Regions from separate parts of the Homo sapiens genome. Here region 2 is linked to region 1. Evidence: chromatin loops called from intact Hi-C (ENCODE). Cell type or tissue: HCT116. All regions are shown on one strand. Links, peaks and the distances in the headings refer to the core of each region. The heading gives the core; the rest is flanking DNA.

The links. Peaks named below come from ENCODE experiments on the same cell type or tissue, not always from the same donor. Only the 100,000 strongest peaks of a DNase experiment are listed, where the experiment ranks them.
Region 2: it touches region 1 in a loop (5-fold over the local background); 1 of 110 quality-filtered maps calls a loop at or near these places.

Annotation. Positions count from the first base shown.
Region 1 is chrX:40,787,274-40,798,582 of GRCh38, reverse strand. No RefSeq gene overlaps it. Among named protein-coding and RNA genes, the nearest start is that of MED14OS, 57 kb to the right of the region's middle. In HCT116, for the core only: a CTCF peak has its summit at 4,358 (motif pointing right); a DNase peak (open chromatin) is centred at 4,362; H3K27ac peaks cover 1,003 bases.
Region 2 is chrX:40,567,746-40,579,054 of GRCh38, reverse strand. No RefSeq gene overlaps it. Among named protein-coding and RNA genes, the nearest start is that of ATP6AP2, 7.6 kb to the left of the region's middle. RefSeq lists a silencer at 4,944-5,238 and enhancers at 7,846-7,925, 7,936-8,025. In HCT116, for the core only: a CTCF peak has its summit at 5,085 (motif pointing left); a DNase peak (open chromatin) is centred at 5,083.

The DNA of each region.
Region 1 (11,309 bases), core at 2,470-7,469:
AAACCATCCCTGCATCCCTGGTATGAAACCCACTTAATCATGGTGGATTACCTTTTTGATATGTTGTTGGATTTAGTTAGCTAGTATGTTGTTAAGGATTTTAGCATCTATGTTCATCAAGGATATTGGTCTGTAGTTTTCTTTTTTTTTTTGAGACGGAGCCTTGCTCTGTCACCAGGCTGGAGTGCAGTGGCACAATCTCAGCTCACTGCAACCTCCAGCTCCTGGGTTCAAGTGGTGATTCCCCTGCCTCAACCTCCCAAGTAGCTGGGACTACAGGCACGCACCACCACGCCCGGCTAATTTTTTGTATTTTAGTGGAGACGGGGACTCACCATGTTGGCCAGGATGGTCTTGATCTCCTGACCTCGTGATCTGCCCACCTCAGCCTCCCAGTGTTGGGATTACAGGCGTGAGCCACCACACCTGGCCAGTTTTCTTTTTTGGTTGTGTCCTTTCCTGGTTTTGGTATTAGGGTGATGCTGGCTTCATAGAATGAATTAGGGAGGGTTCCTTCTTTCTCTATCTTATGGAATAGTGTCAAAAGGATTGATACCAATTCTTCTTTGAATGTCTGATAGAATTCTTCTGTGAATCCTTCTGTCCTGGACAGAAAAAGTCCTGGACATTTTTTGTTGGTAATTTTTAAATTACCATTTCAATCGCTCTGCTTGTTATTGGTCTGTTCAGGGTATCTAATTCTTCCTGATTTAAGCTAGAAAGGTTGTATTTTTCCAGGAATTTATCCATCTCTTTTAGGTTTTCTGGTTTATGTGTGTAAAGGTGTTCATAGTAGCCTTGAATGATCTTTTGTATTTCAGTAGTGTCAGTTGTAATATCTCCTGTTTTGTTTCTCAGCGAGGTTATTTGGATTTTCTCTCTTCTTTTCTTGGTTAATCTTGCTAATGGTCTATCAATTTTATTTATCTTTTCAAAGAACCAGCTTTTTGTTTCATTTATCTTTTGTATTAGTTTTTTTAAATTTCAACTTCATTTAGTTCTGCTCTGATCTTGGTCATTTCCTTTCTTCTGCTGGTTTGGGGTTTGGTTTGTTCTTCTTTCTCTAGTTCCTTGAGGTATGACCTTAGATTGTCTGTTTGTGCTCTTTCAGACTTTTTGATGTAGGTGTTTAGGACTATGAACTTTCCTCTTAGCACTGCCTTAGCTGTATCCCAGAGGTTTTGATAGGTTGTGTCATTATTGTCATTCAGTTTGAAGAGTTTTTAAATTTCCATCTTGAGTTGGTTTTTGACCTTTTGCTCATTCAAGAGCAGGTTATTTAATTCCATGTATTTGCGTGGTGGTTTTGAAGGTTCCTTTTGGAGTTGATTTCCAGTTTCATTCCACTGTGGTCTGAGAGAGTGTTTGATATAATTTCAATTTTCTTAAATTTATTGAGGCTCATTTCATGGTCTATCGTATGGTCTATCTTGGAGAAAGTTCCATGCACTGTCGAATAGAATGTGTATTCTGTGGTTGTTGGATGAAATGTTCTGTGTATGTCTGTTAAGTCCATTTGTTCCAAGGTATGGTTTAAATTCATTGTTTCTTTACTGACTTTCTGTCTTGATGACCTGTCTAGCGCTGTCAGTGGAGTATTGAAGTCCCCCACTATTATTGTATTGCTGTCTATCACATTTCTTAGGTCTATTAGTAATTGTTTTATAAATTTGGGAGCTCCAGTGTTACGTGCATGTATGTTTAGGATTGTGATATTTTCCTGTTGGACAAGGCCTTTTACCATCATATAATGTCCCGCTTTTTCTCTTTTAACTGCTATTGCTTTAAAGTTTGTTTTGTCTAATATAAGAATAGCTATCCCTGCTCACTTTTGGTGTCCATTTACATGAAATGCCTTTTTTCCACTCCTTTACTTTATGTGAGTCCTTATGTGTTAGGTGAGTCTCCTGAAGGCAGCAGATGGTTGGTGAGTTCTTTTTGTTTGTTCTGTTTTTGTTTTTTTGTTGTTGTTGTTGTTTTTGAGATGGAGTCTCGCTCTGTTGCCCAGGCTGGAGTGCAGTGGCATAATCTCGGCTCACTGCAAGCTCCGCCTCCCGGGTTCACGCCATTCTCCTGCCTCAGCCTCCTGAGTAGCTGGGACTACAGGTGCCCACCACCACACCCGGCTAATTTTTTGTATTTTTAGTAGAGACGGGATTTCACCTTGTTAGCCAGGATGGTCTCGATCTCCTGACCTTGTGATCCGTCCACCTCGGCCTCCCAAAGTGCTGGGATTACGGGAGAGAGCCACCGCACCCGGCCAGTTGGTGAGTTCTTATCCATTCTGCGGTTCTGTATCTTTTAAGTGGAGCATTTAGGCCATTTACATTCAGTTAGTATTGAAATGTGAGGTACCGTTGCATTCATCATGCTCTTTGTTGCCTGCATACTTTGTTTGTTTGTTTTGCTTTTTAACTTGTATTTTTGGTTTACAGGTCCTGTGTGATTTATGCTTTAAAGAGGTTCTGTTTTGATGTGTTTTCGGGATTTGTTTCAAGATTTAGAGCTCCTTTTAGCAGTTCTTGTAGTGGTGGCTTGGTAATGGCGAATTCTCTCAGCATTTGTTTGTCTGAAACGACTGTATCTTTCCTTCATATATGATGCCTAGTTTTGCCAGATGCAAAATTCTTGGCTGATAATTGTTTTGTTTGAGGAGGCTGAAGATAGGGCCCCAATCCCTTCTAGCTTGTAGGGTTTCTGCTGAGAAATCTGCTGTTAATCTGATAGGTTTTCCTTTACAGGTTACCTGGTGCTTCTGTCTCACAGCTCTTAAGATTCTTTCCTTTGTCTTAACTTTGGATAACCTGATGACAGTGCGCCTAGGCGATGATCTTTTTGTGATGAATTTCCCAGGTGTTCCTTGCGCTTCTTGTATTTGCATGTCTAGGTCTCTAGCATGGCTGGGGAAGTTTTCCTTGATTATTCCCCCAAATATATTTTCCAAGCATTTTGAATTGTTTTCTTCCTCAGAAACACTGATTATTCTTAGGTTTGGGTGTTTAACATAATCTCAGACTTCTTGGAGGCTTTGTTCATATTTTCTTAATCTTTTTTCTTTGTCTTTGTTGGATTGGGTTAATTCAAAGACCTTGTCTTCGAGCTCTGAGTTTCTTTCCTCTACTTGTTCAATTCTATTGCTGAGACTTTCCAGAGCATTTCGCATTTCTAAAAGTGTGTCCAAAGTTTTCTGAATTTTTGATTGTTTTTTCTTTAGGCTATCTATTTCCTTGAATATTTCTCCCTTCACTTCTTGCATCATTTCTTTGGATTTCCTTGCATTGGGCTTCGCCTTTCTCTGGTCCCTCCCTGATTAGCTTAATAACTAGCCTCCTGAATTCTTTTCCAGGTAAATAGGGGATTTCTTCTTGGTTTGGAGCCATTGCTGGTGAACCAGTGTAATTTTTGGGAGGTGTTGACAAGCCTTGTTTTCTTATATTACCAGGGCTGGTTTTCTGGTTCCTTCTCATTTGTGTAGCCTCTGTCAGAGGGAAGGTCTAGGGCTGAAGGCTGTTGTTCAGATTTTTTTGTCCCATGGGGTGTTCCCTTGATATAGTATTCTCCCCCTTTTCTGGGGATGTGGCTTCCTGTGAGCTGAACTCCAGTGATTGTTGTCTCTCTTCTGGGTCTAGCCACCCAGTGAGTCAATCCGGCTCCAGGCTGGTACTGGGGGTTGTCTGCACAGAGTCCTGTGATGTGAACCATCTGTGAGTCTTTCAGCCATGGATACCAGCACCTGTTCTGGTGGAGGTGGTGGAGGGTGCAATGGACTCCATGGGGGTCCTTAGCTTTGTTGGTTTAATGCTCTATTTTTGTGCTGGTTGGCTTCCTGCCAGGAGGTGGTGCTTTCCAGAAAGCATCAACTATAATAGTGTGGAGAGGGACTGGCAGTAGGCACGGCTGTAGAACTCCCAAGATTATATGTCCTTTGCCTTCTGCTACCAGGGTGGGTAGTGAAGGACCATCAGGTGGGAGCAGGGCTAGGCGTGCTCTCCTTGGCGGGTCTTGCTGCGGCTGCCATGGGGGATGGGGGTGAGATTCCCAGGTCACTGAAGTTGTGTTCCTAGGAGGATTATGGCTGCCTCTGCTGAGTCATGCAAGTTGTCAGGGAAGTGGGGGAAAGCCGGCAGTCACAGGCCCCACCCAGCTCCCACACAAACCAAAGAGCTGATCTCACTCCCACTGTGCCCCCTGCAACAGCCCCGAGTCTGTTTTACCCAGACTGGATTCTCTTTACGGACGGGAGTTCTTTTGTAGAACAAAGAACCCATAAAGCAGGGTATGCAACAGCTATATGAACGATATAGTTGAAAGTGCACCTCTCCTAGGGCACAAGTGTTCAACTAACCAAACTAATTGCCCTCAAGAGGGCGCTCAAGTTAAGCAAAGGAAAAACAGCATTTATACTGATTCTTTCTCTCTCTCTCTCTCTCTCTCTCTCTCTCTCTCTCTCTCTCTCTCTCTCTCTCTCTCTTTCTGACGGAGTTTCCTCTTCATTGCACTTCCAGGCTGGAGTGCAATGGCGCAATCTCAGCTCACTGCAACCTCTGCCTCCCAGGTTCAAGCGATTCTCCTGCCTCAGCCTCCCGGGTACCTGGGATTACAGGCATGCGCCACCATGCCCGGCTAATTTTGTATTTTCAGTAGAGACAGGGTTTCTCCATGTTGGTCAGGCTGGTCTTGAACTCCTGACCTCAGGTGATCCGCCTGCCTCGGCCTCCCAAAGTGCTGGGATTACAGGCGTGAATCACCGCGCCTGGCCCATTTATACTGATTCTAAGTATGCTTTCCTAGTCCTCCATGCCCATGCTACTATCTGGAAAGAGAAGAACTTCCTCACAGCTAATTAGTCTCCCATTGAATACCATCAGGAAATTAATAAGACTATTTTCCTTGGTTTTCCTCCCATGGGAGCTGGCAATAATACATTGTAAAGGCCATCAAAGAGTGATGGATGAGATAGCCGAGGGAAATAGGCTGGAGGACAAAGCAGCTAAATCAGCAGCAAGGGGGCCCAGGTCTCTGATCCACTTGAAGCCCTACTGATCTGGGAGGGCCGCATCAGAGAAATAAAACCTCAATACTCTCTTGCAGAAATAGAATGGGCCACCTCTTGGGGATACATCCTGCAGTCCTCAGGATGGCTACAATCGGAGGACAATAAGCTTCATCTACCAGCTGCCAACCAATGGAAAGTACTTAAAAGCCTTCACTAGGCCTTCCACCTAGGTAAGGATAAAACCTATCAACTGGCCCAGAGATTGTTCTCAGGTAAAAATCTAATACAAAGAGTTAAACAAGTTGTTAATGGTGGCAAGATCTGCCTTAAAAACAGTCTCCTTAATCGACAGCGTCTTTGGCCAGGAACTCAAAAGACAAGCGGCTACCTTGGGGAAGACTGGCAAATGGATTTCACCCATATGCCAAAGACAAGGGGCATCCAGTACCTCCTACTATAAATAGATACGTTCACTAACTGGGTAGAAGCATTTCCATGTCAGACAGAGAAAGCCTCTGAGGTGATAAAAGTACTAATCAATGAGATAATTCCCTGCTTTGGACTTCCTAAGTATCTCCAGAGCAATAATGGCCCCTCGTTCAAGGTGGCCGTCACCCAGGGGGTCTCAAAGGCACTTGGTTCTACAGTACTATCTTCATTATGCCTGGAGACCACAATCCCCGGGAAAGGTAGAAAAGACAAATGATATTATCAAAAGGCACCTCAGGAAACCGTCTCAGGAGACTCATCTCCCCTGGACTACCCTTCTCCCCATAGCCCTGCTACATGTCAGAAACACTCCTTCAAAGCTAGGTTTGAGTCCCTTTGAAATGATGTGTGGATAGCCTTTTCTCACCAGTTATCTCTTGCTAGACCAAGAAACCTCTAATTTAACTAAGCACATAACCTCTTTGGTCCATTTCCAACAGGAACTGAAACAATTGTTGGAGGCCCAATCCCGTGAACCAGGGCCACCTCTGTTCAACCCAAGGGACCTAGTGCTAGTAAAAGTGATATCCCTTCCCTTTCTCTCTCTATAGGCCCAGGTTGGGAGGGACCCTACACTGTACTCCTTTCTACTCCTGTGGCAGTGAAGGTCACTGGAATAGACTCTTGGATTCATTATACCCAAGTAAAGACTTGGGAAGCCAACAGAGTCACCTCCGTTGACCCAGAAGAACACCCAAAGTACCAATGTGAAGAGATTGGGGACCTCAAGCTAAAAATCACAAAAGATAAGTGTTAATAATTAGCCTTCCATGGGTATCCTCTTTATAGTCTTGCCTATGCTTGCTGTTCTTACCTTTGTTCTGTTCTATACCACAGAGCACAATAATGTTTTCAGAATAATTCGTATATTTCACTTCTTTCTTTTTTTTTTTTTTTTGAGATGGAGTCTCACTCTGTCACCCAGGCTGGAGTGCAGTGGTGTGATCTTGGCTCACTGCAACCTCCACCTCCAAGGTTCAAGCAATTCTCCTGCCTCAGCGTCCCAAGTAGCTGGGATTACAGGTGTGCGCCGCCACACCCGGCTAATTTTTGTATTTTTAGAGACGGGGTTTCACTATGTTGGCCAGGCTGGTCTTGAACTCTTGACTTTAGGTGATCCCTCTGCCTCGGCCTCCCAAAGTGCTGGGATTGCAGGGGTGAGCCACAGCACCCGGCCTCACTTCTTATCTCTGTAACCCTTGGCACTAGATTCTTTCCTTATATAATACACGTTTAACCCATGGATACTTAACCTTATAAAACTTGTTTTATTCTCTCACACCTAGAAACCATCAAACTCCAAATGGTCAGGCAACCAGAGCCTCAGACAATGGCTCCGCTTTGCTGGGGACCCTTAGATAGACCTCTGAGAGGAATCTGACTGCTATTTTCCCCAAAACAATGCTCCCTGTCAGCAGGAAGTAGCTAAGGTCAGTTGTCATACATATTCTAACAGCAGTTAGATGTACCTCTTCAGAGGGGGGAAATGAGATGGACAGGAGACGGGGAAATACTGGGTAGAAGAAGGTGGCTCCCCGGCAAAGACCCCACCCTCAAGCCTGAAGACCTGCGGCCCTAAATGAAGACAGGCTTTTCTGGTTTTGCACCCAAAAAGTTGCCTTTTGGACTGCCATGTCCCCCCCGCCTATCCTGCCCCTGTATAAACCCAAGACCTTAGTGGGCACACACACAAGTGGCTGAATGTTGGGACCAGCAGACCAGCGACAGTGGAACAACGCAGCAGAGAAAGAGAGAAGAGGAGTAACATCTGGATGCTGAGGGGAATTCAGCTAGGGGCGGTCAGAGAAGAATCTGGCCATTGGGTGGCCTGACTCCAGGGGAAGACCACCTTACCACTCCATCCACCCCCTTCTGACTCCCCATCCATCTCACTGAGAGCCACCTTCACCATTCAATAAAATCTTGCACTCATCTTTCGAGCCCACGTGTGATCCGATTCTTCTGGTACACTGGGCAATAACTCAGGATACAGAAGGCTGTTACACTGCCCCCCAGTCCTTGCAATAAGGCAGAGGGTCCATTGAGCTGCTTAACATACAAGCCACCTGCAGATGGCAAATCTGAAAGAGCTTGATAACACATGCCCACTTGGGCTTCGGGAGTTGCAGACACCCATCCCTAGAAGCTGTCTTGGGGCCGGAGCCCAAAAGTGCTCACAACGGCCTCTGCATCTGCCCAGCTGCATGCTCTCCCTAGGGGTTTGAGCTGCCAGCGACCAAGCAAGCGACACCCCATCACACATCCGCAAGGGGAATCAGGGAACTCTCCCGTTTCACTTAAATGAGGTGTTTAAATCTTTAGCTTTAAGACATTGATCCCAGTTCCAAGGATAACACAGCTGTTCCCAGCCATTTACTCTCTAGTGCAGATGAAGAGTTTACCATGGCAGACTTCACTGAGAATAAAAGAAGAGACCAAGACACATAAAGATGTGGACCCACTTTCTCCTTGGGGAAGGTAGAGACAGTCACCTTGGGGAAAGTTTGGAGAAGGGGAAGTTGGTAATCAAAGCCAATTCCATATTTTGGTCAGGACTGGCTCTGACAACTGGGTGTGGTAGAATGGTCAATAGACCAGAAGTGCCATGGAGTTAAGGTCCCCGGAGCAGCCCTAGTCGAAAAGGGATGGGAATTTGGTGATTAATACTGCATGTGCAGCATCCATATGGGCCATTCCCCATCACCCTGTGGAAATGTGGGGAACTGCCTGCTGTGCCATGAGTAATATATCCCTTTCCTCTAAACCAGGAGTCTCCTGTCTTCTGCCAGCATCTATGAATCTGTGGCTGGCTAACTTGTTAGCTTGCAAGTACGGTAAAATCTCAGAACCTTCACACTTCTTGACATTTATATCATATAATAATATACATCCATATAATCTGTATACATATATATCTTTTCTGGAATTTCTCCAGTAAGCATTTATTCTTTTTCAAATTTTAAATGAATACATGACCCTTTATAGTTCTGGACAATAACATACCTTCCTTCTCCTTAACATGGCTTCCTTCTCCTTCCTTTTTTACTTCCCCCTTTCCCCACTGTTGTTTTTGAGGTTCACCTCTCAAATGAACTATTGGCATTCAAATTCTTGATTCAGGGTCTTTGTATTAGTCCATTTTCATACTGCAATGAAGAAATACCCGAGACGGGGTAATTTATAAAGAAAAAGAGGTTTAATGGACTCACAGTTCCAAATGTCTGGGGAGGCCTCACAATCATGGCAGAAGACAAAGGAGGAGGAAAGGCACATCTTACATGGCAGCAGGCAAGAGAGCTTGTGCAGGGGAACTGCCCTTTATTAAACCATCAGATCTCATGAGACTTATTCATTGTCATGAGAACAGCATGGGAAAACCCACCACCACCATGATTCAATTACCTCCCACTGGGTCCCTCCTATGATACATGGGGATTATGGGAGCTACAATTCAAGTTGAGATTTGGAAGGGGACATAGCCAAACCATATCAGTCTTCTTGGATAACAAAACCTGAGACAACCAACATGTTTCACAAATTTTTGTTCAACCACCCTGCACACTCCCAATCTCAGTCTGAAAAAGAGATTAATGCAAGTTTCCACTAAATTAGAGGACTAGTGGGCAGAGTGGGGAGGTAGGGGAAAGGGAAAGGCTCAGGCTTTTTATGTACTTCCTGCTTGCAGTGGAGGGTGTGCTTTGAATAAGTCCCACCACTGCCTCCCTCACCTCCTCACCACCTTTGGATACCCTTTCCCTTTCTTTCCATTCATTTAATTCCCAAATAATATATTCATTTAATGACTCCGTAAAATGGTTTAGACCCCATGGAGAATGGAGTATAATGATGGATGTGGGATGTGGTACATTTTTCTGAACAATGAATTACAGTAATAAACAGTCATCAAATACTGAATAGGAAACACACAAAAAATTTTAATTTAAGAAAGCACTCTGGTAATAAGTGCAAATAAATAAAAGGCAGGGTCAAATTAAAATGCAAAGTAGCAGCTAGACAAAAATTATAAGGGATGAGGAAGCCAATGGGGGCCTTAAAGATAGGCAGCATGGAAGTTGATTCAAAATGTTTTTCTCTCATATGCGTAATAAAACATGCTATTCATATTCAAGTATTCTGCAAAATGTAATGACAGCAAATCAAATTTTAAATAATGATGCTTTATTTATTTATTTATTTATTTATTTATTTATTTATTTTTGAGACAGAGTTTCACTCTGTCACCTAGGCTAGAGTGCAGTGGCACAAACTCGGCTCACTGCCACCTCCAACTCCTGGGTTCAAGCGATTCTTGTGCCTCAGCCTCCCGAGTAGTTGGGATTACAGGCATGCGCCACCACACCTTGCTAATTTTTGTATTTTTAGTAGAGACGGGGTTTTGCCATGTTGACGAGGCTGGTCTCGAACTTCTGGCTTCAAGTGATCTGCCAGTCTTGGCCTCCCAAAGTGCTGGGATTACAAGTGTGAGCCACTATGCCCAGCTTGATTTTAAATAATGATGCTTTTAAAAGGCAGCTGGACAAAAAAAGCAATTGGAACTTTAAAAAAACACAAATTAAAATGAACTACTGTTTTGGCATGACCGTTTACATTTTAAAGATCTTTCCCCTCCTACCTAGAAAGTCCTCTTTTTCCTCCTCAATCCTCTGTCTATTCAAACCCTACAAAGCTTTCAAAGAATTGGCTTAAATGCCCCCCTCCTCCAGAGACCCCCTCATAGCATTTATTATCTTTACTACTTGTTTTAGCACTTAATGATAAGAGCTACCACTTAATGAGCTTTTAGTATGTGCCAAGTCCTAAACTAAATCTTCAGGGGCAATTATCTCACTAAACACAGCAATCCTTCAGGTAGCTTAGCATCATTATCCTCATTTACATAAAAGGCAATTGAGGCCCTGAGAGGCTGAGTAACTTGCCCATGATCACAGTTGCAGAGTTAGGACTCGAACTCGAACCTGAGTCTTTTTAATATAGGGACCCACTATACTATACTGTCCCTACTCTCCATCCTAGAGCCTTTGAATTATTCTGTGATTGGCTCATGCGGCACCCCTCCCCTGGGATTATAAACCTCCTGGAATAGACATTCTTGAACACACTTGTCTGTGAAGTTACTATGATCATGTGTTACATTAACAGATTTTCTTTTAGATAAATAATGTGACTCATTTTTTTACCACTTACAAATTTAGGAGTTGACACTTATGTTAAAAATGATAAAACAGGACCTCATGGATATTTCTTTAACATGATTATATATTTATATATTTCCCCCCAAAGTACAGCATCTTACTTAATAATCAAATAAGGGAGGTTTTCATGCCAAAGTCAGGACTGAGATAAGAAGGCCCATTGGATCCACTAGTTTTTTGTTTGTTTGTTTTGTTTTGAGACGGAGTCTCACTCTGTCACCCAGACTAAGTGCAGTAGTGCAATCTCAGCTCACTGCAACCTCCACCTCCCGGGTTCAAGCGATTCTTGTGCCTCAGCCTCCTGAGTAGCTGAGATTACAGGCATACACCACCATGCCCAGCTAATTTTTGTACTTTTAGTAGAGATGGGGTTTCACCATGTTGGTCAGGCTGGTCTCAAACTCCTGACCTCAAGTGATTTGCCCTCCTCGGCCTCCTAAAGTGCTGGAATTAGAGGCGTGAGCCACCGCGCCTGGTCCGGATCCACTAGTTTTAAGAATTGTATTGAAGGTATTAGCCAAAGCAATTAGAAAAAAAAATCAAGTAGAGGCATCATAAGGAGAAAGAAAGAAGTAAAATGTTATCTTTTTTGTTGCAGCTGATATTATTAT
Region 2 (11,309 bases), core at 2,874-7,873, 220 kb after region 1:
TCAAGCAATTCTCCTGCCTCAGCTTCCCAAGTAGTTGGGATTACAGGCGCCAACCACCACGCCCGGCTAATTTTTGTATTTTTAGTAGAGACGGGGTTTCACCATGTTGGCCAGGCTGGTCTCGAACTCCTGACCTCAGGCGATCCACCCACTAAAGCCTCCCAAAGTGCTGAGATTACAGGCGTGAGCCACTGCTCCCGGCGGAAAAAAATTAATCATTTTTAAAAATTCATTTTTAAGCATGATAAATTCACAATCTTTTCACACCAACTAAAATTCTTTGTCCATCTCCCTGCATGTCTTAGAACAGGTTTTGAATCACAGGCCCTGCAAGAACTTATCTAAACCTTATTTAGGGACATAATCAGCTAAAAGTGGAGCAGACCTCCTGCCATTTCATCCAGCTTAAGGAAACAGGGAAAGGAGTGAATGTTTCTGTTCTTAAGACTTCTAGTACATTCTTATTTCTTTGAATTTGAGGAAGATGAAAAAATTTGTAAATAGACTGGAATATAAAATAAGTCCCCACCCCCCCATTCCCCCAGAAAACCTCACAATCTTTCACAATCCATTTATGTCTTGAGAAATAACATCCCCTTTTGAGCTAACAGCGAATAGTGTATTCTTTACACCTAAGGGCCCTTTTCACCTGAGGTTGCAAAGGGGCATTGTTGTTCTCTACAACCTTGGAATTTAGCAAGATAAACATTGTCGGAAGCCCTCTCCTTGTTTCATAGATTGAGAGATTGAAGCCTAGGGAAGGGCATATGTACTCAAGGTCATATTCTGAATCGTCAGCAGTTCTGCTTCGTGAATGCAGCCCTGCTGATTCAATCTTTAGCGCTCAGTAAACAACTGGTGATGTGCGGTTAACTTTTCCACTGAAGCATTTAGAGATGGATATGTGTGTAGCAGGGTAATACAATATTTGAAGTTATGACCCCATTTGTTAGCCTAAAAGAAGCCTTTCTCCACCCTCCCCACAGGCCAAATAGGCAAGACTGCAGCCATCCGTTGCCCTGAGGGGAGGACTCTCAGGAGAACCTGAAAACAAATGTCAAATTCTTGGCTCTTGAGTTTCAAAACTAGAGGTCCAGATGCAAGATTTGAAAGAATACATAATTCCATTTGCTTCCTTAAGTCTCGCCCTCGTCCCCCAATTAAGTCCAGCAGTGAGTTCTGAGTGATCCCGGAGTGAGCGCGATAACATGAGCTGATCCCTGCAAATGAGACATCCCATCCAGGAGCCCTGTGGAGGCGAAGATCATGCCCCTCTCCCAGACCATGCAGTTAAAATTAAGAATTTATGTTCTTCAAAAGGTACTATATACACTATGGAAAGGTGTGGGGGAGGGGAGAGCAGCTTTGCAGTGCAAAAACCCAACAAATACTATCTAGGCGATGTGATCAAGGTCAACACCAACAGTGATCGGTCATGTTGACAGTGTGTGCCCTTGATGTGATACAATGATAATGGCAGGCACTTCACCTCTATGATCTTCCTCCCCCATACCCATAACCCCAGTGTAATCATGAGAAAAACATCAGATAAATGCCAATAGAGGGGCATTCTACAAAATATCTGACTGCTGCTCCTCAGAAGTCATCAAAAACAAGGAAAGTCTGGGCTGGGCGCGGTGGCTCACACCTGTAATCCCAGCAGTTTGGGAGGCCTAGGCGAGTGGATCACTTGAGGTCAGGAGTTCAAGACCAGCCTAGTCAACATGGTGAAACCCCATCACTACCAAAAAATACAAAAATTAGCCAGGTATGGTGGTACGTGCCTGTAGTCCTAGCTACTCGGGAGGCCAAGGCGGGAGAATCGCTTGAACCTGGGAGGCGGAGGTTGCAGTGAGTCAAGCTTGTGCCACTGCAATTTAGCCTGGGCGACAAAGTGAGACCCTGTTTCAAAAGAAAAAAAAATTAGCCAGGCATGGTAGCGCATACCTGTAGTCCCAGCTACTGGGGAGGCTGAGACAGGAGGATCACTTGAACCCAGGAGGTTGAGACTGCAGTAAGTCAAGATCTCATCATTGCACTCCAGCCTGGGTGACAGAGGGCAACGCTATCTCCAAAAAAAAAAAAAAAAAAAAAAAAAACCCAGAAACTATATTTTTAAAGAATCCAGCATAGATGACAAAAGTTTAAAGAAAAGCAAGGAAATGGTTACCATAAAAAATTAGAACAGTGATTACCTCCAGGGTGGAGGGGAGAAAGATATGTCTGAAAGAGACATGGAGAAGTATTTAGGGGTGCTGGTCATTTCTGAATGGTGGTGGTGGTTGTCACACTAGTGTTCATTTTGTGATTATCCATATTCTGAGCATTGATATTGTATGTTCACTTGTGTGCTGTATTTTCCAGTAGAAAGGTTTTAAAAATCTAGTTTGCTTTTTTTGAGTCTTGAGAAGGAGCACTTCTTTTTGACTTGGTAGAAATTATTTGTATGTGGTTTCAAATTATGTTTGCAAAATCTTGTGTTTACAAAACATGTCTTCAGTGAGTGTGGAAGTTTCCAAAGAAAGGCCAGTGTTGTGGTTGGCATGCTAATGGCTGTCTTCCGAGAGATAGTAGAGATGCTATCTCCTGTGGGAATTCACTATGAGGCAAAAGCCAGGCTTTGGCCTTCCAGCCTGAGAATCCCAGTTCTATCAGCATCCGAGAGTTAATCCAACTGGGTGACATCAACCCAAAATAATAAACTCATAAGATCTTAATGTTGCGAACAGCAGTTTGTTCATTTACAGTGAGATATATAAGTATGTAGTAGTCTGCATATTCATGTCAACCTGGCTAGTGTTTTCTCTCCAAAAATGCAAGTGACATAGGACTCTTTGAATTAGTCAGAATAGACTTGGTGAGTATACAATCAGAGCAAATATTTAATGCATTAAGCTCTGTTGTATCCATGTCCACATCTGGAACGTACACACGAAGCAGACTGAATATTTGTTTCAGACTGACAGGGCACTGTAATAAACCATATATTGGGGATGACTACAAGGACCACACCTTGCCATTTATGATAGCTTCCCACCGTTTCCATGACCTCTACGGTCCTGTCTGTACCTTTTTTTTTTTTTTTTTTTTTTGAGGCGGACTCTTGCTCTGTTGCCCAGGCTGGAGTACAGTGGCGCAATCTCAGCTCACTGCAACCTCCGCCTCCCGGGTTCAAGCGATTCTCCTGCCCCAGCCTCCTGAGTAGCTAGGATTACAGGCACATGCCACCACACCCAGCTAATTTTTGTACTTTTGGTAGAGATGGGGTTTCACCATGTTGGCCAGGATGGTCTTGAACTCCTGGCCTCAAGTGATCCACTCGCCTTGGCCTCCCAAAGTGCTGGGATTAAAGGCATGAGCCACTGTGCCCGGCCCTGTCTGTACTTTATGAGTCCACATCCCTGGCAGACTAAAGCAGGAGTGGTCACATGACCCAGACTGGGCCAATGGGCTTCTCTATCCTAGAATTCTGGGATTGAGGCCAAAAGATGCTAGTGATTCTTGTATAACAGTTGAACAGGGAGACCTATGAATTACCATCTTTTGCCACATACTCAGAGGTGGAGAAGCTGGGCTGCAGAAAGAGAGGAGCAAAGCAAACATCCAGAGACAAGTAGACAGGAAAGACCAAATGTGCCTGCAATTCCTGCCAGCTCTAAAATTATTTTCTCATCCGTGGGGAGACTCAGCTGCATCCCCTGATTTAGAACTATGTGTGATGGCCCAGAATTCTTATAACTCAACCTCCTCTTCTTTAAAAATTATTGTTATTATTATTATTATTATTATTATTATTATTATTATTATTATATTTTGAGACGGAGTTTCGCTCTGTTGCCCAGGCTGGAGTGCAATGGCGCAATCTCAGCTCACTGCAACATCTGCCTCCCGGGTTCAAACGATTCTCCTGCCTCAACCTCCCGAGTAGCTGGGATTATAGGCATGCGCCACCATGCCTGACTAATTTTTGTATTTTTAGTAGAGACGGGGTTTCGCCATGTTGGCCAGGCTGGTCTCGAATTCCTGACCCCAGGTGATCCACCACCTCCGTAAAAATTATTTTTAATTGTAATAAAATACAGGTAACATAAAATTGACCATCTTCACCATTTTAACTGTACAGTTCAGTGGCATTAAGTACATTCACATTGTTGTGCAGCCATCACCACAGTCCATCCCCAGAACTCTTTCATCTTGCAAATCTGAAACTCTCTACCCATTAAACAATAATTCCCCATTCCCCCATTATGCCAGACCCTGGCAACCACTGATCTACTTTCTGTCTCTATGAATTTGACTACTCTAGACACTTTGTCTAAGTGGAATCATACAGTATTTATCTTTGTGTGACTGGCTTATTCCACTTAGCATAATGTCCTCAAGGTTCATTCATGTTGTGGCATGTGTCAGAATCGTCTTCCTTCTTCAGACTGAATAGTATTCTGTTGTAGGGATACAACACATTTTGTTTATCCGTTCATCCATGGATGGACACCCTCCACCTTTTTGCTATTGTGAATAATGCTGCTATGAACATGGGTGTTCGAATATCTCTTTGAGGCTGGGCGTGGTGGCTTACACCTGTAATCCCAGCACTTTGAAAAGCCGAGGTGGGCAGATCACTTGGACCCAGGAGCTCGAGACCAGCCTGGGCAACATGGTAAAACCCTGTTTCTACCAAAAATACAAAAAAAAAAAAAAATTAGCTGGGCATGGTGGCGGGCACCTGTAGTCTCAGCTACTTGGGAGGCTGAGGTAGGAGAATCGTTTGAACCTGGGAGGCGGAGGTTGCAGTGAGCCGAGATTGCACCATTGCACTCCAGCCTGGGTGACAGAGCGAGATCCTGTCTCCAAAAAAAAAAAAAAAAGAAATCTCTTTGAGCTCCTGCTTCAATTATTTTGAGTATATACCCAGGAGTGGAATTGCTGGGTCATATGGTGTCTGGAGCTGCCATTTTGTGTTGCTATAATAGAATACCACCAACTGGGTAATTTATGAAGAAAAGTATTTCTTTCTTACAGTGCTGGAGGCTGGGAAGTCCAATATCAAGGTGCTGCCATCTGGCGAGGGCCTTTTTGCTGTGCTATCCCATGGCAGAAGGCAAGAGGGAGACAGAGAGCAAGAGAGCAAAAGAGGTCCAAACTCGCTTTTTAAAACAAGCCCACTCTTGAAATAATTAACTCACTCTCTCAATAACAACATTAATCCATTCATGAAGGCAGAGTTCTCATGACCTAATCACCTCTTAAAGGTCCCAGCTCTCAACACTGTTGCATTGGGGATTAAGTTTCCAAGGCATCAACTTTAGGGGACGCATTTAAACCATAGCATGTGGTAAGTCTGTTTTTAATTGTTTGAGGAACTGCCATATTATTTTCCTTAGAGGCTGCACCATTTTACAATCCCATCAGCAGTGCACAAGGGTTTTCATTTTGTCACATCCTCAGCAACACTTGCTATTTTCTGAGTTTTTTTTTCTTTTCTTTTCTTTCCTTTTTTTTTTTTTTTTTTTTTGATAGTAGCCATCCTAATGGATGTGATGTCAACCTTCTCTTTTGCATCAGCTGGTTTGATTGGGTGTCTGGGGACTTGTAACCAAAATATTTTTGGCTAAAATGAGCATGTTGTCATCTGGACACTGCTTGCTTATTCTTATTCTTATTCTTATTCTTATTCTTATCCTTATTCTTTTCTCAGGCTCCCTATATACTTCCACTGACAAACCTCACCTTCTGATGAGTACATCCTTTTCTTAAGATCTGTCAGCATTTTTTTTTTTTTTGTGACAGAGGCTCGCTCTGTCACCCAGGCTGGTGTGCAGTGGCATGATCCCGGCTCACTGCAGCCTCCGCCTCCCCAGTAGCTGGGATTACAGGTGTGTGCCACCATGCCCAGCTAATTTTTGTATGTTTTAGTAGAGACAGGGTTTCTGCCATGTTGGCCAGGCTGGTCTGAAACTCTTGGCCTCAAGTGGTCTACCTGCCTTGGCTTCCCAAAGTGCTGGGATTACAGGTGTTAGCCACTGCGCCTGGCTTGATTTTTTTTTTTTTTAAGACAGAGTTTCACTCTTGTTGCCCAGGCTGAAGTGCAATGGTGCGATCTCGGCTCACTACAACCTCCACCTCCCAGGTTCAAGCGATTCTCCTGCCTCAGCTGACGGGCTAATTTTTGTATTTTTAGTAGAGGCGGGGTTTCACCATGTTGATCAGGCTGGTCTTGAACTTCTGACCTCAGGTGATCCACCTGCCTCAGCCTCCCAAAGTGCTGGGATTACAGGTGTGAGCCACCGCGCCTGGCCTGAGATTTTTTTTTAAATTAGAGATGGGGGGTCTCACTTTGTTGCCCAGGCTGGTCTCAAACTCTCGGGCTCTAGCAATCCACCCTCCTTGGCCTCCTAAAGTGCTGGTATTACAGGTGTGAGCCACCGAGCCTGGCCTTACTTGATATATCTTGTTTTCCTGACTAAACCCCGACTGAGGCAGAGGACAAACCTATTTCCAAGTTTTAGTGGGCACTTCATCTCATTGAGACACTGGATACTGACTTCAGTGACTTTGGGATAGTTCTTCCCAACTCCCCTGAAAAAACCTAATCAAATGCAGAGTGTCTTCTGAATCTATGGTAATAGAAGTCAGAATATTAATTATCTCTGAAGGTGAGGGAGGCTGACTTGAAGGGCATAAGGGAACTGTCTGGGGTTCCGGTAATGTTCTGTGTCTTGATCTAGGTGGTGGTTACATGAGGGATATACATAGGTGAAAATGCAATAAGTTGTCCACTTAAGACTCATGCAAGTTAGAGTTCGTAGCTGTGTGAAAGGGAGAAAAAAGATGTAAGCATGTAACCATATCAAATTGTATCTAAAAACTTTCAAAAGTAGGGTATTCTCAGTTTGCACCTAGTGGATGAGTATATTTAAACTCACATGAATAGGAAACATTATTTGTGAATTTGTTCATTCACTATTCATTCATCCCTTTATTTAATATTGTGTGTTTATAATGCACTGTGTGAACACTGGGCCCTGATAACTTCAGAGCTAAATCTTAGGGAAATAAACTGAGAATTTATGTCCCATCTGAAGGGGTAAAGAAGAAAAAGCTTATTTCCACGTGGTTCAGCTCCAAGTTAGCAGTGCCCAATGTGCACAGAGCACATTGTAAGCACACAGCAATGGATGAAGGAATGAATGAATGAATGAGTGAATGAATAAATTAACAAATGATGGTTTCTATTATCCATAAGTATGAAATGGAGGGAATTTTCTGGGAGTAAAAGGATCACAGTAAGTTCAATTTCCAGATGTCAGAGGCATTTGAACCAGAGTGACTCCATCTTGAATGGGGCTGGGTGAAATGAGCCTGAGACCTACTGGGCTGCCTTCCCAGAGGACTAGGCATTCTCAGTTACAGGATGAGATAGGAGGTCCGCACAAGATACGGGTCATAAAGACCTTGCTGATAAAGCATGCGGTAAAGAAGGCTGCCAAAACCAAGATGGCCATGAAAGTGAACTCTGGTCGTCCTCACTGTTCATCACATGTTAATTATAATGCATTAGCATGCTAAAAGACACCCCCACCAGCACCATGACAGTTTACAGATGCCATGGCAATGTCAGGAAGTTACCCTATATGGTCTAAAAGGGGGAGGAACCCTCAGTTCCAGGAATTGCCCACCTCTTTCCCGGAAAACTCATGAATAATCCACCCCTTGTTTAGCATATAATCAAGAAATAACTATAAGTACTATCAGTTGGGCACCCTAAGCTGCTGCTCTGCCTATGGAGTAGCCATTCTTTATTTCTTTACTTTCTTAACAAACTCGCTTTCACTTTATGGACTCGCCCCAAAGTCTTTCTTGCTCGAGATCTAAGAACTCCCTCTTGGGGTCTGGATCTGGACCCCTTTCCGGTAGCACAGATAATTACAAAAGCAAAGACAGGGCAAGATTTCATCTCTGCTACAACTCTTTTTAAGACAGAATCTCTGGAGCTGACAGGAGCTGGTTGAGGTGCTTGATGTCGTGAGCAGGTCCTCTATTTCCTCCCACCAGCTCCGCTTCTGTCTCTTCTGCCTTCCCCGTTCCGCTTTTAACCCATGATTCAAAAAACCACAGCCTGATTCCCTTTCCTCCCAGCATGTGGCTGCCCACCTTCTTTTTCTATAATGGGCTGCTGATTGCTGCTGTGGAAATTCCCCTACCCCTGGGAAGTGGCTGTCATGTGGGCCCTCAAACCTGCCTGACCACCCTTTCTCCTGCCCCACTCACTGCTTCCTCCCTTCCTCCCCATCCCTGCAGCTGTTTAAAGCTTCCAGCAGTCTTCAAGCCCCTCCCTCCTCTAGGGAGATCACACTCCAGCTTCCCCCAGTTATGGAGCATCGTCCTGCTGACCATAGGGGAAAGAGTCTAGACTCGGGAGTGTGAATTGGTCATTAAGGATCCATTACCAGCCTCAGGAAAACAACTGTGCTCCCTCTTCTCTCATCACCTCTGGTAGCTACTTCCCCTTTATGAATGCGATGACTTATTAATGAAAAATCTTCAGTCTCTAGATACCCTTCCTCATCCCCAGCAGGGCCATTCCAGGAAACCTGCACCTAGCGGCCTGCGGGAGCACCTTGCACTGACCCGCTCTTGGGTATTAGGGAGAGCCTACAGAGGAGCATGGAAGCCTGGCTTTGCATTGTCATTGTCCTCACCCATTTCTTCTGCACAGAAGTTGAGTTCTGTTTGCACTAGGTGTGGCACTGGGGATGGGGAGAGAAGGGTGCCTCAGACTGAGACTTCACCCTGGAGGAGCTTACAGCCCCATGTTCCTAACTCTCGTGGTGTTCAGACTTCTCGTGCGGCATTTGCTCTCTCCTTCATCCACAGTTCAGCTTTCCACTTGGTGCCCGGTTCAACTTTCCAGTTAGAATTTGTTTGAATGAGCTTTTTATTTTAGAATAGGTCTCAATTTATAGACAAGCTACAAAGATAGTGCAGAGAATTCTCATATACTCTACATCCAACTTTCCCCTATTGTTACCATGATACATTAGTGTGGTATATTTGTCAGAACCAATATTAATGTATTAATAATAAAGTCCATACTTTATTTATTTATTTTATTGGGATGGAGTCTCGCTCTGTCTCCCAGGCTAGAGTGCAGTGGCCCGATCTTGGCTCACTGCAACCTCCACCTCCTGGGTTCCAGAGATCCTCCCACCTCAGCCTCCTGAGTAGCTGGGATTACAAGTGCCTGTCACCATGCCCAGCTGATTTTTGTATTTTTAGTAGAGGCAGGATCACGTCTCTGTGATCAGGAATTTGGGAGCAGCTTGGCTGGGTGGCATCTGGCTTGGGGTCTCTCAGTGCCACTGCAGTCAGACAGTGGCTGGAGGTGGTGTCATCTTTAAGGTTTCTTCACTCACATGCCTGGCACCTGTGCTGGAAAGACTCAAACATCTGGGGGCTGGAAGTGTTGGGGCATATTGGGCAACTCTCTCTCTATTTCTACATGACCTCTCCACACATGGACATTCTAGGAGGTGGCTTCAGGGTAACCAGATGGATTCCATGGAAACTCTGGATTCCAAAGGCTAAGGTGTGTGTCCCCAAAAGGAGAAAACCAGGTGGAAGCCATAGCACCTTTTATGAACTAGCTTTAGAAAGTCACTGAGCATCACTTCCTCTCTATTCTACTGGTCAAGGCAGATATAAGGGGCTGCCCAGGTTCAAGAGGAGGGAACATGGACCCTCCACCCATCAGTAGAGGCTTGTCAAAGTCAAAGTCACATTGTAAGAAGAGCCTGTGGATTCGGATATTTATTGGTGTGGCCATCTTTGGAAAATACAATCTGCCATACGGGTTTGCATATAGGTAAGGAGACAATGGCTGTCATAGCTAATGGAATACCATTTTACCCAACAATATATTATCAGCATCTCATCACATAATTATTATGCAACATCACTTTATAAAAAGTTTAATTTTTAAAATTTATGTTACCAAAGTAATGCATACTTGTGAAAAAAAACCTCAAAATACAGAAATGCATAAAGTAAAACATGGGCCAGGTGCAGTGGTTCATGCCTGTAATCCCAGAACTTTGGGAGCCCAAGGTGGGCGGCTCTCTTGAGGTCAGGAGTTCAAGAACAGCCTGGCCAACATGGTGAAACCCTGTCTCTACTAAGAATACAAAAATTAGCCAGGCGTGGTGGTAAGCGCTTGTAATCCCACCTACTCAGGAGGCTGAGGCAGGAGAATTGCTTGAACCTGGGAGGTGGGCAGAGGTGGCAGTGAGCCGAGATCATGCCACTGCACTCCAGCCTGGGTGGCAGAGCAAGACTCCATCTCAAAAAAAAAAAAAGAAAGAAAGAAAGAAAAAAGAAAAACATGGAGGGATTCTGTCATCTCTTCCCTCTCTAGAGGTAAAAATAAGTTCTATATTGGTCTAGACTTTCTGCTATACCTATTCAATCATATATATAATTTTTAATTTTTTCTTAGAAAAATATCACATTACACATTCTTGCTTATTTTACTTTAAAATGTCTCAGCAACTGGGTAAGGTGGCTCATGCCTGTAATCCCAGCACTTCGGGAGGCTAGGGCAGGAAGATTGCTTGAGGCCAGGAGTTCAAGACCACCCTGGACAACATAGTGAGCTCTTGTCTCTCTCTAAAAAAAAAGATAAAATATCTCAGCTACCATGCCATTTCAGGAAGTATATAGGTGCATAGTATTCTATTGTCTGTGTTATGGTGTCTGTAATATACAGATAGTGTGTTAGCAATGTGTGTTACTGTAGTTACCTTAAGCTACCCTCTTGGAACAGTCCGTTGCCCTTTACAGGTGTTGCCAGATATGTTGCTAATGAGCATAATGAGTGTTCAAGTCAATCTGCACAATGGCTATTAGAAATAGGCTCTTATTGTTGAATTAAGAAGTATTCAAGGTATACGGATTGGCTGTGAGCTATGCTAGAGATCCTCCTCACCCTTACACAACCAAGGTGATTGAATCTAGATGGGCATGTGGCCCATGCTCAGTAGCACCTAAGGCTAGATGTCCAATAAGCCCTTTGTCCAGCCATGAATTTGAACATTCTTGTTGCCTGATTCCACCTACAAGGCTAAAGGAATCCTGTTTTCAGGACACTGTAGCCTTTGCAGCAAATGAACCTTGCACGAACGACCAAGAGCTGGGTTTGAGTCCATCGAAGAGGTTATACAATTGTTGTGCCTGCTTGTTAATATATTTGGCCAATTTGGACCTGAGACCTGCTTTTGTTCTAACCCAGTAGCAAGGTGGGGAATAAGTAG